Regions from separate parts of the Homo sapiens genome. Here region 2 is linked to region 1. Evidence: read pairs that join two places in POLR2A ChIA-PET (ENCODE). Cell type or tissue: Caco-2. All regions are shown on one strand.

Region 1 (8,000 bases):
CCAGCCTTGTTCTCTGCCTTCAAGGTTCACAGTCCAGAGGGGCTAATGTAGAACAGGCAGAATGCATACCTATGTGTGTGTGCAGGGTTGGCCTTGTGTGGCGACAGAGGAGGCTGAAACAGATGAAGAGCTAGAAAGTGAGAATGGCTGTCTAGGAAGGAGAAGGGAGCATCCCTTTCTGGACAACTAGGCAGGAGGGAGGGAAAGGTTAAGTTCTCAGCACCCCTCACTGAACGTTTTAGCATTTGGCAGGGGTTTCTAGACCCTAAGAGGAATGTGGCCAGGTAGAAGAGATGAAGAAATAAATGCCTGCTGTCCAAGTCTCTGAGTTTGTCCCGGAGCTACCCCAGTGACTTATTTGCTGGCACTTCCTGCTTACTGTAGGCTAGGCTGTCTGAATGAGAATGAAGAACAGAGTTCAGGTTCCCAGAGGACCCATATACGAAGCAGGGCGATAAGGGGGCCTGAACAAGATCTTGACTTTATGCGTGGACCTTCTAGTGACATTGTAATGAGCGCACATTTAAGGAACATATTTAAGTTCCTTCTAATCCCCTATTAGGGCCGAATCATTCCTAAACTCTGGCCAGCTCTGAAACCAACTTCACAAGACCTGACTCATTTCCCCCAAGTAGTGAAAGTCCCTACACAGGTAGCTACTGGAAATGGCCCTGGGCCTGTGCACTGAGGCATTATTCTCCCTCTCAGGCCCCTCAAATCCTGTGGTCCCATTCAAGTGGCTGCTGAGAGCCAGCAAGGCTGGCACCAGGCCCTGGGGACTGCATTATGCAGTCAGCTACCTCATCTTTTGGGATCTGAGCTCCAATCCCCAATCCCACCAGAGTGACTTGGTCCTCAGAACCATTTATTGCTTTTTTCCTGATTATGCACCAAAGCAAAATTCTTAATTTCTTAAATATATGTTATTTATTTTTTGAGACAGAGTCTTACTCTATCATCTAGGCTAGAGTGCAGTGGCATGATCACGGCTCACTGCAGTGTTGACTTCCCAGGCTCAAACAATCCTCCCACCTCAGCCTCCCAAGTAGCTGGGACTACAACTGTCCACCACCGTGCTCAGCTAATTTTGTTTATTTTTTGTAGAGACGAGGTCTTACTATATTTGCCCAGGTGATCTCAAACTCCTGGGCTCAAGCGATCCTCCCACCTTGGCCTCCCAAAAGTGCTGCAGTTATAGGCATGAGCCACCAAGCTGGCCATGCTTACTTTTTTGAGTTGTTTGGGGATTAAATGAAACAATGGATGTAAAGTGCCTGGTGGTACATAGAGATTTAATGAGTGGTAATGATTATTATTTATATTCAAAATAGGCTGCTGCAAGCTAGGTTGAAATAGGAAAACTGTTCCCTCTTCTCCTACCCCTTCAAGTGAAACTACTACAAACTGCCACCCATCCCTGACAGAGACAGAACTCCAGAATAGAGGAGGAGGACTCTGCACAGGGTTGCAGTCTCTTTCTCTCTCATGCATGCGCACATATACACTCATGCACCCATGCAAGCACACTTACACCTGTACATGCACACACATGATTATGTAGAGCTACAGCTGTTGGCATAGAAGCTATAGTTATATCAGGGTAGGAATCAGTTCTATTATGGCAGTTACAAAGATCAATGCTGCAGTGAAGTGGTGGAAAGGAGGCTGCAGCCAACTGAAACCAATGGACTGGGACTGGAAAGTCGGGGGTGGGGGGAAGAGGAGGAAGTGGTGTGGGCTAGGGCAGGCAGGCAAGGGAATAACCGCTGACGGAAGCAGACAGCCTGTCATATGGCGGTGCGGATTTCCCCTGTCAACTGCATTTCCTAATTTTACGGTCTTCTGTTGCACATGTCACCCACAGAGGCTGCTCTGTGCTAAAAGTGGGTAGAAGTGATTGATTTATTCATTCGACTGACCAATATTTAATGATATCTACCATGTGCCAGGAGTTTTTTGGAAAAATAGACTGTTGTTGGGAAGGGAGTTAAAGGAAGCTGGAGAATGGTAGTCTGAGCAGAGGAATTGATATGTGCCAAGTTGTGGAGGAATGAAGCAGGATGTTACATTCCAGGAACTACATGTGGTTTGATAAGAAGGGAGCATAGGCTGGGTGGGAGGATCACATGAGGCCAGGGCAGCATACTGAGACCCTGTCTCTACAAAAATAGAGGTGTTGTGCACCTGTAGTCCTAGCTACAATGGAGGCTGAGGTGGGAGGATCACTGAAGCCCAGGAGTTTGAGGTTACAGTTAGCTATGATTGTGCCACTGCACTCCAGCCTGGATGACAAAGCAAGACCCTGTCTCTAAAAAAAAAAAAAAAAAAAAAAAAAAAGTATTACAAATTTAAATATATATACTTCAAAATACAAGTAGGAGAAAGAAAAAGAAAACATATATATAAGGCAATTTGATAATATATATGAAAATGTTAAATGTCCATCCCTTCTGATTCAGCAATTGTAAGGAACTTAGTTTTAGGAAATAATAGAAAAGGGACAAGGCTGTTTACTGTGTTGTTTAGATTACCCAAATCAGCTGAGCGTGGTGGCTCACGCCTGTAATCCCAGCACTTTGGGAGGCCAAGATTGGAGGATTGCTTGGGGCCAGCAGTTTGAGACCAGCCCGGGCAACATAGCGAGACCCTGTCTCTATTTTTAAAATATATTTTTAATATAAAAAAATTAAAACATATTACGTAAATATTTGTAGGAAGGGAATATCCAAAATAAATTGTTGTGCATCCATGTGATAAATACAGACACAACAAGGATAAAGTAAATATGTAAGTATTGTTGTGGAAAAAATGTCTTTGATATGTTGTTAAGTGGGGGGAAAAAAAAACTATGGGGTTACTAAAAGTGGGTTTGGCACCAGCTCTGTTCAGCCCTTCAGCTCCGAAGTTCAACGAAGTTCAAAGTCCTACGGCTTCCAAAGGCCAGTGTATCAGTTCCTGCCCCTGGATCAAGGTTGTGCAAGATGAGGGAGGAGGCTGGTCACAAGCCTGACATGGGGGTAGAGATTTCTTATCCAGCCCTGCCTCAGCCTTGACAGAGTTCAGGAGCCAGATCCCTGCATTGCAGCCTGGCTTCCTTCTCCAGGCAGAACGTGAGTAAAGGTTAAACATTCCTGGGTGCTAGGTACATAGTGGTGCCCTTCCTACTTCATTAGGATAAAAAGGTAACTTGTCTGAGCTCTACTAGTGCTGGGCTTTAAGAACCTGATTTCCTTTCTTTTTTTCTTCTTCTTTTTTTAAATCAGTTGGTTTAATTCCAGGTGATACATAATTTAGAGTAGAACAAAGACCAAAGGGCCAACTCTGGTAGGATTCTGGGCTGGGAGATGATAAGCCACTGTATGATTTTTCTTTTTTTTCTTTAAAGGTTTATTCTTTTTTTTTTTTTTTTTTTTAACATGGAGTCTTGCTCCGGAGTCTTGCTCCAGAGACTCTCCTTTGCACACCCAGAGTGCAATGGCGCGATCTTGGCTCACTGCAAACTCTGCCTCCCAGGTTCAAGCAATTCTCCTACCTCAGCCTCCTGAGTAGCTGGGATTACAGGTGCCTGACACAAGGCTCAGCTAATTTTTTTTGTATTTTTATTAGAGACGGGGTTTCACCATATTGATCAGGCTGGTCTTGAACTCCTGACCTCATGATCTACTCACCTCAGCCTCCCAAAGTGCTGGGATTACAGGCATGAGCTACAATGCCCAGCCAAAAGTTTATTCTTGCTCTATTGTGCAGGCTGGAGTGCAGTGGTATAATCATAGCTCAATGTAATCTCAAACTCCAGGCCTCAAGGGATCCTCTTACCTCAGTCTTCTGAGTAACTAGGGCTATAGGCACGCACCACTATGCGTTGCTAATTTTTTCACTTTTTTGTAGAGACAGTGTCTCTCTATGTTGCCCAGGCTGGTCTTGAACTTCCCGCCTCAAGTGATCTTCCCACCTCAGCCAGGCCCGTCCCTGAGACCTCCATTTTTTAGCTCTTGAGTTTCTTTTGCTTCCTTTTTTTTTTTTTTTCTTTTTGAGACGGAGTTTTGCTCTTGTTGCCCAGGCTGGAGTGCAATAGTGCGATCTTGGCTCACCACAACCTCTGCCCCTCGGGTTCAAGCGATTCTCCTGCCTCAGCCTCCAGAATAGCTAGGATTACAGGCATGCACCACCACGCCTGGCTAATTTTTGTATTTGTATATATATATATATATTTTTTTTTAGTATAAACAGGGTTTCTCCATGTTGGTCTGGCTGGTCTCGAACTGCTGACCTCAGGTGATCTGCTTGCCTTGGCTTTCCAAAGTGCTGGGATTACAGATGTGAGCCACCATGCCTGGCTTTTTGCTTCCTTTTGTTTTGTTTTTATGTTATCTTTTGTTTTGTTTTGGTTTGGTTTTTTGCTTCCCTTTTTTTTTTTTTTTTTTTTGAGACAGGATCTCACTCTGTCACCCAGGCTAGATCATGGATCTCACAATGGTGTGATCATGGTTCATTGCAGCCTTGATCTCCTGGGCTCAAGTGATACTCCCACCTCAGCCTCCTGACTATAGGTGTCCTGGGACTACAGGTGTACACCAGCACACTTGGCTAATTTTTAAAATTTTTGGTAGAGACAGGGTTTTGCCATTTTGGCCAGGCTAGTCTCGAACTCCTGGACTCAAGTGATCTTCTAGCCTCAGCCTCCCAAAGTGCTGGGACTACAACCATGAGCAACCATGCCTGGCCTGGCCTGCTTCTCTTTTTGTTTCTGCTTAAAAGCGTCATCTTAGTCATTCATCTCCTCGGCCTGCTCCTTGTGCTGTTTCAGGGGCTTCTTGCCGTCTTTGTGGCCAGACATGGCGCCTGCTGTACTTTTACCTCATTTCTTTTTCTAGGGATTCTAGCAATAAGCCTTTGATATAAGGCTGCCATGTTAGTCATAGACCAATTATAGCCAAGCTACTTGGCTTGACTGTGTTCTTGTCCAGTTGGAGACAAGATATTTGAGTCTATTTCGGAGAGGCAACAGGATTTCAGGGTCACCAGAAGCAAATGGCACTCAATGAACATTAATTAAGCTCCACATAAGCCTGGGACACTAGTAAGAAGCAAAATACCTTCTTCATTAGATAAAATCCTTCAGGATCTCTGAGCATTGGACAGACCGAGATATTATTATTTAAATGGCCAATTAGAAGTTAATTAGAACTCTGGAGTTCCCTGGCCAGACCCTGTCTGAAAACCCCCTTGAGATTGAAGCAGCAAATCCAGTTTATAGCACTGATCAAAAACATCTCCAGTGAAAATCCCCACACTGGTTTGTCCCACCTAAGGCAGTAGGGGCCCAATTCTTACACACTTAAAAAATAGCTACTCTGGGCTGGGTGTGGTGGCTCACGCCTGTAATCCCAGCACTTGGGGAGGCCGAGACGGGTGGATCACAAGGTCAGGAGATCCAGACCATCCTGGCTTACACGGTAAAACCCCATCTCTACTGAAAAATACAAAAAATTAGCTGGCCGTGGTGGCACGCACCTGTATTCCCAGCTACTTGAACCTGGGAGGTAGAGGTTGCAGTGAGCCAAGATCACACCACTGCACTCCAGCCTGGCAACAAAGCAAGACTCCATCTCAAAAAACAAACAAACAAAAATTACTACTCTGGGCTGGGCACAGTGGCTCACAACTGTAATCCCAGCACTTTGGAAGGCTGAGGCAGGTGGATCACCTGAGGTGGGGAGTTCAAGACCAGCCTGACCAACATGAAGAAACCCCATCTCTACTAAAAATACAAAATTAGCTGGGCATGGTGGTGCATGCCTGTAATCCCAGCTACTCGGGAGCCTGAGGCAGGAGAATCGCTTGAACCCGGGAGGCAGAGGTTACGGTGAGCCGAGATCATGCCACCGCACTCCAGTCTGGGCAACAAGAGCAAAACTCCGTCTCAAAAAAAAAAAAGCTACTCTGGGGCCAGATGTGGTGGCTCATGCCTGTAATCCCAGCACTTTGGAAGGCCGAGGCAGGCGGATGATGAGGTCAGGAGTTCGAGACCATCCTGGCTAACACGGTGAAATCCCATCTCTACTAAATATACAAAAAATTAGCCGGTCATAGTGGCGGGCACCTGTATTCCTAGCTACTTGGGAAGCTGAGGCAGGAGAATGGCATGAACCCAGGGGGCGGAGCTTGCAGTGAGCCGAGATCGTGCCACTGCACTCCAGTCTGGGCGACAGAGCGAGACTCCGTCTCAAAAAAAAAAAAAATTAGCCGGGTGTGGTGGCAGGTGCCTGTAATCCCAGCTACTCAGGAGGCTGAGGCAAGAGAATTGCTTGAAACCAGGAGGCGGAGGTTGCAGTGAGCCGAGATTGCACTACCACACTCCAGTCTGGGCAACAGAGCAAGATTCCATCTCAAAAGAAAAAGAAAAAGAAAAATGCCTGTATTTCCCCCCCTCCCCCTCCAGGAAGGAGAAGGATAGAAGTTACAGTGCAATTCTCAGGCTTAGATTAGTTCTCCATAAGTAAAGCTCACTCCTGTCAGCAGTTCCACGCCACCATCCAAAGTGGCTGTGTTTGGCTCCGTTTTAGAGGAGGCTGACTTACCACACTCTCTGCTTCCAACAAACTCAGAAAATAGTAATAAGTATATTAATTTTATATTTAATCTTCTTGCTAACATATGGTAGAAGGAAGCAGGTACTAAGATCTTTGAAAATGGGGAAATTGAGACTGATTAATTCAGCAAATATCTGTTCAGCACTTTCTTTTCTTTTCTTTTCTTTTCTTTTCTTTTTTTTTTTTGAGGCGGAGTCTCGCTCTGTCGCCCAGGCTGGAGTGCAGTGGCGTGATCTGGGCTCACTGCAAGCTCCGCCTCTCCGGTTCACGCCATTCTCCTGCCTCAGCCTCCCGAGTAGCTGGGACTACAGGCGCCCGCCACGACGCCCGGCTAATTTTTTGTATTTTTTAGTAGAGACGGGGTTTCACCATGTTAGCAGGATGGTCTTGATTTCCTGACCTTGTGATCCGCCCGCCTCGGCCTCCCAAAGTGCTGGGATCATAGGCGTGAGCCACCGCGCCCGGCCCTGTTCAGCACTTTCTCTGCTGACATGAATATGGGACTTGTACACTTATGACAGATACCAATAAATTGGGTGAGGGCAGGATTCCATCAGTCTCCTGGCTCCAACATGTCCTCTTTGCATCGTCATGACACTCAAAAATAAGATCACCAAATATGGCCGAGCATGGTGGCTTATTCCTGTAATCCCAGCACTTTGGGAGGCTGAGGCGGGTGGGTCACTTGAGGTCAGGAGTTCGAGACCAGTCTGACCAACATGGCGAAACCCCGTTTCTACAGAAAATACAAAAACTAGCCGGGCTTGGTGGTGCACGCCCATAGTCCCAGCTACTCAGGGAGCTAAGGCAGGAGAGTTGCTTGAACCCGGGAGGTGGAGGTTGCAGTGAATTGAGATCACGCCACTGCACTCCAGCCTGGGCAGCAGGCTGAATGAAAAAGATTCAGACTGAAAAAAACAAAAAGGGCCAGGTGCGGTGGCTCACACCTGTAATCCCAGCACTTTGGGAGGCCAAGGCAGGTGGATCACCTGAGGTCAGGAGTTCGAGACCAGCCTGGTCAATATGGTAAAATGCTGTCTCTACTAAAAATACAAAAATTAGCTGGGTGTGGTGGTGGGTGTCTGTAGTCCCAGCTACTCGGGAGGCTGAGGCAGGAGAATCACTTGAACCCAGGAGGCAGAGGTTGCAGTGAGCCAAAATCACACCATTGCACTCCAACCTGGGTGACAAGAGCAAGACTCTGTCTTTATAAAATAAAAAAGGCCGGGTGCGGTGGCTCATGCCTGTAATCCTAGCACTTTGGGAGGCCAAGGTGGGTGGATCACGAGGTCAGGAGATTGAGACCATCCTGGCCAACATGGTGAAACACTGTCTCTACTAAAAATACAATAATTAGCTGTGTGTGGTGGCGCACACCTGTAGTCCCAGCTACTCCGAGGCTGAGGC
Region 2 (8,000 bases), 110 kb before region 1:
TTTTTGTTGTTGTTGTTTTATAGAGATGGAATTTCACCATGTTGCCCAGGCTGGTTTTCAACTCCTAAGCTCAAGTGATCCGCCTACCTGGACTTCCCAAAGTGCTGGGATTACAGGCGTGAGCCACTGCACTCAGCCCAGTCTTGATGTTTTTTAATATATTCAACCTCGTGTGAGGATTTCAAAAACATTTTCATAGACTTAATAGCTTTCTGTTAGAAGGATGTAAGTAATTAGGCAGTCCACATGAATGTCTACCTTATTACTGCCAAGTATCTCACTTTTTTATGTTTCTTTTTTTCTTTTTTTAAGTATCTCACTTTTTTCATTATATCCTAAGGCTTTTCTCATTACATGACACAGTTAAGTGTTGTATTAGCTGCAGCACACTTTGGAGATTAAACGTACTTGCTAACCTATTGTGGAGGTCAAAGGGGCAGAAGTAAAAGGGGAATGGCACTTGGGTAAACAGACCTTTGGAGTGAACACACATTTGTTTATGGCGATAGATGAAGAGGAGGAAAAGGTAGAGGCAGTGATTGTTCAACTACTACATGGATCTCAGATTAAATCCTAGAAACTGTTTTAGAGGCATTAACCTACTTAATAGTTTCAGGGGGGATGTGTGTTGTATTAAGGGTAAACACAAATGGAATTACCAGTTTATATAGATTAAAGCAGACCTAGTCACAGTACACAAAAGAATCAGCCTGAGTTATTGATAAAACGTTTGGGAAGCTAGTAAACTTAAAAGTGCTTCCCATTTTGCCAGCGAATAGAGGAAGGATGAAATTGGTAGGCATTCCCAAAAATAAAGGCCTACCTTTCCTATTTTAAAATGTGGACTTTTGGGAAGGTGCTTCTGGTCTCATCTAGACCCATGATCTTTTGCTCTAAACTTCATTTTGTTTCAATTTTATTTTACTCATTTATTTTTGAGACAGGGTCTCTGTCACCGAGGCTGGAGTACAGTGGCATGGTCATAATTCATTACAGCCTTGAACTCCCGGGCTCAAGCAATCCTCTCGCCCTAGTCTCTAGAGTAGCTGGTACTACAGGTGAGCACCACCATGCCCAGCTAACTTTTTTGGGTTTTTTGTAGAGATAGGGTCTCACCATGTTGCCCAAGGTGGTCTAGAACTGGCCTCAAACGATCCTGTCACCTCAGCCTCCAAAAGTGCTGAGATTACAGGCATGAGCCACTGTACCAGGCTAAACTTCATTTGGGGATTTTTGTTTGTTTTTTTATTGAGACGGGGTCTTACTCTGTTGCCCAGGCTGGAGTGCAGTGGTGCGATCATGGCTTACTGCAGCCTTGACTTCCCTGGCTCAGGCGATCCTCCTACCTCATCCTCCCAGGTAGCTGGGATTACAGGCGCACAGTACCACTCCCAGCTAATTTTTTGTAGTTTTCTGTAGAAGACAGGGTTTTGCCATGTTACCCGGCTGGTCTTGAAATCCTGGGCTCAAGCGATGTACCTGCCTCAGTCTCCCAAAGTGCTGGGATTACAGCAATGAACCACCACACCCGGCTCTAAACATCATTTCAAATTGTCTTAACAAAATTTGCAGGACCTCATAATTGGCCTAATCTGACCCAAAGCTTGGAGCTAGTGGGCTACCTGAAAAGTATATAGATCTATCAGAGAAGAATAATTGTTTTAGCACCGTGAACTTAAGTAAAAAGAATTAGAAGACATTCTTTCATTTTCGAAACTATAATAAGCAAAGCCCTGTGGTTTTGGCATAATGATAGACATAAAAGGAATAGAATAGAGAGTTCAAAAATAGGCCTGTAGAGGCTGGGCTCAGTGGCTCATGCCTGTAATCCCAGCACTTTGAGAGGCTGAGGCAGAAGGATTGCTTGAAAGCCAGGAGTTTGAGACCAGCTTGGGCAGCAAAGTGAGACCTTGTCTCTACAAGAAAAATTTAAAAAAAAAACAACAACAAAAACTAGGCAGGTGTGGTGGTGAATACCTGTCATCTCAGCTACTTGGGAGGCTAAGGCAGGAGGATTGCTTGAGCCAAGGAGTTTGAGGCTACAGTGAGCTGTGATCGGGCTACTGTACTCCAGCCTGGGTGACTGAGACCCTGGCTCTTAAAAAAAAAAAAAAAAGGCTTATGTATGTATTTTGTTGATTTTTGACTAAAGTACAAAGGTAATTCAATGGGGAAGTGATAGTGTTGTGTTTTTGAGCTAGAAGAACTAGCTTCTATCTACATGGGGGCGGAGTAAAGAACCTCAGCCTTTGCTTCATACACAAAAAGATTAACCTGAAATGGAACATAAGTTAAAAAGCTAAAACCATAAAACTTTTAAGAGAAAACAGGAGAAAATCTTTTTACCCACTCGAATGGGTAAAATATTGGCAAGGATGTTGATAGTAAGAAAAATAAATGTAAACATGCCCCGATTTACGGTTTTCCTTGTCAAACATACCCATATTTTCATGGCTTTGTGGACTTTGGTCTCTATCATTTAAGAATGTCATAGAATAAAATTCTTTGAAATAGGAAGGGATATTAGAGTTCATCTATAATAATGTTTCTCAAACTGCTTCCTTCCAGTTTTGTTACCTCAAAGACTTATTTTTTCTCTCTGACCTCTTTCATTATGTGTAAATGAGTAAAATGGGTATGATGCCAAAAGTTTAGTATTGTTACAGGTATTATATCTGGAAATAAATGTTTTATAAAACTGTAAAAACTCTAGTAGTTGGGAGCTGTGGCTTATACCTGTAATCCCAGAGCTTTGAGAGGCCAAGGCAGGAGGATTGCTTGAGGCCAGGACTGAGAGATCAGCCTGGGCAACATAGTGAGACCCCCATCTCTACAAAAAATTTAGAAAATTAGCCAGTCTTAGTGGCATGGGCCAATAGTTCTAGCTACTCCATAGGCCGAGGCAGGAGGATCCTTTAAGCTCAAGGGTAAGCAGCTGTAGTGAGCTTTGATTGTGCCACTGCACTCCAGCCTGGGCGACCGTGAGACTTCATCTCTTTTTTTTTTTTAAAAGTTCTGTAATTACTACTGACCTCCCAAGGTGATATTTCAACCGTTGCCTTCACCCTTATTCCAGAAATACTAAAACTTTAGAATTATTTTTGAGGCAATCATCTTGATTTTCCTCTCCTACAAGGTAAATATTTTTAAGTGTAAAGTTTTGGAGCTTATATTTATGAATATTTGCAAGGCTTTTTTCCCCTCCGCCTCCTTTCATGCAAACAATTGAAGTGGCTAGCTTTTCTCCTCTCCTGGAATAAAGGAAGTGAATTAGCAATTGAATATATAACCTAGGACTTCTCTAAATTAGGCACCTGTGGGTACCCTTAGGGTCCATATGCTTACAATATGAGTTTCTATCACCATTATTACTTGTTTTTTGAAGGCCTGATGCAAAGCCTATTAAGATATTGAAAAGGACTAATAGCTATTTATCCATTTGCCTCTCCATACTTCATCATCTTAGTCACCTACTGCCACCTTCGAAAAACACGGAGAGCACCTACCCAGAGGAGAAGGTAGATTTGGAGTAAGCCGCCGTCGACATAATTCCTCTGATGGTTTTTTTAACAATGGTCCCCTACGAACTGCAGGAGGTGAGCCATGTCCAACTTTCATGACTATATTTAAGCTACTCATTTAGGACAAGCCCAGGCTGTGGGTACATGTCTGTAATCTTGAAATAGGATCTTTTCTGAACATAGTTTTCATTTAGATTCTCTAGTAGTCATTACGCAACTACATTGGCTTTCTAGGTCTAACTATGATTATGATTCTCATGAATCATCTGTTCAGTTGAACTGATTTCAGAAATTACCTCACAAAGAAAAGATACATTTTTTTATTTTTTTTGTGTGGACTTTTTATTAACGAGGTCTCCTGAAGGCCTTTGGCCAATACCGTAAACCAAATCAGGAAGCAAACAATCTAATTAGTCCTTTTCTTTACTATTCTAGATTCTTGGCACCAGCCCTCCCTGTTCCGCCATGATTCTGTGGACTCTGGTGTCTCTAAGGGAGCATATGCTGGAATCACAGGGAACCCATCTGGTTGGCATAGCTCTTCCCGAGGTCATGATGGCATGAGCCAACGTAGTGGAGGTGGCACAGGGAACCATCGCCATTGGAATGGCAGCTTCCACTCCCGGAAAGGGTGTGCTTTTCAGGAAAAGCCACCTATGGAGATTAGGGAAGAAAAGAAAGAAGACAAGGTGGAAAAGTTGCAGTTTGAAGAGGAGGACTTTGTAAGTATGAATCTTTAGATGTGTGGTTAGAAGCCAACAAATAATGTCTGAAATATGAGACCCTGTTAGTAATGAGAACATTTCAGAAATTACAGAAAAAGGAATTTGTAAGTTGAGGTTTTTATTGTTTTAGAGGAAAGAAGTTAAGTTGATAATATTTGAAAATGGTGACCAAAACTCCTATGTAACTTGTAGCAAATTTTTCATCTTTGTGTCTTTGGAATTTAGAAAAATATTTAATTTCTCTTAAGTCTTATAAAGTTTACTCAAATATAATTATGTTAAAATGTACTCTTGCATGTTAAATTGTCTTTTTTCCAACTATGATAAAACATTTTTTCTCTTGATTTTGTTCTCTATCACATAAAATTACTGTGACATGAACATGTAATTGGGAGTATTTCAGCTGTTGCCTATGCGTTCAGTAACACTTGATGTTATTGTGTGTTAAATTACATGCCTTTTGGCCTCTTAAATCAAAGGTAGCATTTTCAGAGTATCTTTAAAATGTTTTAAATATATTTTATTTAAGAAAAGATTATCAGGCTGGGCTCGGTGGCTCATGCTTGTAATCTGAGCACTTTGGGAAGCCGAGGCGGGTGGATCACCTGAGGGCAGGAGTTCAAGATCAGCCTGACCAACATGGTGAAACCCCATATCTACTAAAAACACAAAAATTAGCTGGGCTTGGTGGCAAGTGCCTATAATTCCAGCTACTCAGGAGGCTGAGGCAGGAGAATCACGTGAACCCAGGTGGCAGAGGTTGCAGTGGGCTGAGATTGCGCCATTACACTCCAGTCTGGGCAATAGAGTGAGACTCTGTCTCAAAAAAAAAAAAAAGAAAAAAAAGATTATCATTTTAACAAATCAGTATCTTTAAGTTGGCCAGGCATAGTGGCTCATGCCTGTAATCCCAGCACTTTCAGAGACCAAGGCAGGAGGATTGCTTGATGCCAGGAGTTTGAGACCAGCCTGGGCAGCACAGCAAGATCCTTGTCTCTATAAAAAATTTTTGAAAAATTAGCTGGGCATGATGGCACATGTCTGCGGTCCCAGCCACTAGGGAGACTGAGGCAGGAGGATTACTTGAGCCCAGGAGTTTGAGGCTGCAGTGAGCTATGATTGCCCCACTGCATTCATGCCACCACGCCCAGCTAATTTTTTTGTTTCTTATACAGACTAGCTATCACTATGTTGCCCAGGCCAGTCTCAAATGCCTGACCTCAAGTGATCTTCCCACCTCGGCCTCCCAAAGTGCTAGGATTACAGACAGCCACCACACCCAGCCTCTAGCTGTTTTTAAGTAGCACATCGATCAGTCGCTTCTGTTATAGCCATTTCATCAGTTAGTAGAGTCACCTAAAGAGGAGTGAAATTTAGGCATTAGCTCCTCTACCCTCAAGTCTAGGAAGTGACCTGGGGTCCTTGCTGTAAATTATATATTAATGTGAATTCCTATTCCCAGGTGAGTGTTCTTCAAAACTTTATCCTCAGGAAGGTCTATACTGCCCTTACATATTGAATATTTGTCCAGAATGTTCTAGATAACAAATAGTCCAGAAATTACTACAATTTCAAATGTAATCTTTATTATTTATACAGCAAACTTGTATTACAAGCAAATCCAAGAAAGACCAGTGGGAATGATTTGAAAACAATGTATGTTGCTCATTACACTTAAGGAACTTGATGAAATTCATATCAAACTAGCAATGAAAGCATTAGCAACAGAGCTGGTGGACATGGGTGGCGTGCACCTATAGCCCCAGCTACTTGGGAGGCGGAGGTGGAAGCAAGACTCTATCTCTTAAAAAAAAAAAAATGCAGCAATCACAGTATATTCTTATTAAAAAACAACTTTCCTTTAATACTTTTATTCTATGATTAAATAAACCCATAATGATTTTAACATAATTTGTATCTGAAATGAAATATTTAGAGTATATCTAATATTATAACCATAGCCAACTGTGCATATAGAAGACTAATTTATTTGAATCCCCAATAGTTTTGATTTCTTACGTACTTCATTAAGAAAAAGAGAAGATTGTAGCAAACAAGAAATAGTGTGGAGTAAAGTAGAAGTAATTGTACCTTTTAAACTGGGTAGTATGCTACTGATTAGCATAGTTTGATTAGAAACTTCATTATCAGTCCTGTGACATTCCCAGTGGGAATGATACAAACATTCTATTTTATCAATTTGTGCATTTTTTTACCTTCATATGAATAATTCATACTGTAATTCTCTTATTTATGTAAAATTGTTTGAAGTTTACATGTGTTGAATCATGAGGCTCTAGCTTAGTGGTTCTCAACTAGGGGCAAGTTTGCCCGCTGGGGGATATTTGGCATTATATGGAGACATCTTTGTTGTCACAACTGGGGTTAGTGTTAATATCACCTAACATGTAGAGATCAGGGATGTTGCTAAACACTTAAAACGCACTGGACAGCCTCATAACAGAATTAACCAGGCTAAAATGTTAGTAGTGTCATGGCTGACAAACCTTGCTCTAGATCTTTTTTACTACTCTATAGCAAATATTATATTGTGTGAATACACTTGATTTATTTATCCATTTTTCTGTTAATGGAAATTCAGTTTGTAAAAGACCTTGTTTTGGAGACTAAACTTAAAGGATTGGAACTGAGGTATTGTTAATTAGAGAAGGAAGAGTCAAAAATAAGATTTCTTCTCCTCCCGCCACCCAAGATGCCGAAAGGAAAGAAGGGCAAGGGGAAGAAGTTGGCTCTGGCCCCTGCTGTCGTCAAGAAGCAGAGCCAAGAAAGTGGTGAATCCGCTATTTAAGAAAAGGCCTAAGAATTTTGGCATTGGACAGGACACCCAGCCCAAAAGAGACCTCACCTGCTTTGTGAAATGGCCCTGCTATATCAGGTTGCAGCAGCAGAGAGCCATCCTCTATATGCAGCTGAAAATGCCTCCTGCGATTAACCAGTTCATCCAGGCCTTGCGCTGCCAAACAGCTACTCAGCTACTTAAGCTGGCCCACAAGTACAGATCAGAGGCAAAGCAAGAGAAAGAAGCAGAGGCTATTGGCCCAGGCTGAGAAGAAAGCTGCCAGCAAAGGGGATGTCCCCAGTAAGAGACCACCTGTCTTTCAAGCAGGAGTCAGCACTTCACCACCTTGGTGGAGAACACGAAGACTCAGCTAGTGGTGATTGCATATGACATGGATCCCATCAAGCTGGTTGTCTTCCTACCTGCCCTGTGTCGTAAAATGGGGGTCCCTTACTGCATTATCAAGGGGAAGTCAAGAGTGGGATGTCTACTCCACAGAAAGACCTGCACCACTGGTTGCCTTCACACAGGTTAACTTGGAAGACAAAGGAGGTTTGTCTAAGCTGGTGGAAGCTATCAGGATCAATTACAATGACAGATACGATGAGATCTGCCATCACTGGGGAGGCAATGTCCTGGGTCCCAAGTCTGTGACTCGCATTGCCAAGCTCAAAAAGGCAAAGGCTAAAGAACTTGCCACCAATTGGATTAAATGTACACTGTTGAGCTTTCTTTACATAAAAAGGTAATGCAAATTTTCCTAAAGATTTCTATCCAAAGTGACTTGATGAATAATATGTAATTAACTTGAAGAGAGAAAGCAGAAGGAGCAGAATTGGTTGGAGAAAACAAATTCTTGATGCCAAAGAGATGGGTTAGGTCTAGAGAAGTGCACTTGAAAATAGAGATAATAGTTGAGGTTTGTGGATAAATAAAATCGCTCAAGGAGAGTAA

Evidence for each region. Peaks named below come from ENCODE experiments on the same cell type or tissue, not always from the same donor. Only the 100,000 strongest peaks of a DNase experiment are listed, where the experiment ranks them.
Region 2: POLR2A ChIA-PET joins it to region 1 with 7 read pairs; 3 of 35 experiments call an interaction of 5 or more read pairs at or near these places.

What each region holds. Positions count from the first base shown.
Region 1 is chr1:45,537,787-45,545,786 of GRCh38, reverse strand. No RefSeq gene overlaps it. Among named protein-coding and RNA genes, the nearest start is that of AKR1A1, 9.0 kb to the left of the region's middle. RefSeq lists enhancers at 1-80, 1,877-1,926, 1,947-2,096, 6,516-7,016, 7,017-7,517 and a silencer at 771-820. In Caco-2, no CTCF peak of the experiment used is centred here; DNase peaks (open chromatin) are centred at 48 and 3,006.
Region 2 is chr1:45,650,786-45,658,785 of GRCh38, reverse strand. GPBP1L1 (GC-rich promoter binding protein 1 like 1) reads left to right here. Exons shown (of 13, transcript NM_021639.5): 5 at 3,467-3,596; 6 at 3,957-4,243. It also overlaps the pseudogene RPL7AP16. Among named protein-coding and RNA genes, the nearest start is that of CCDC17, 31 kb to the right of the region's middle. In Caco-2, no CTCF peak of the experiment used is centred here; no DNase peak of the experiment used is centred here.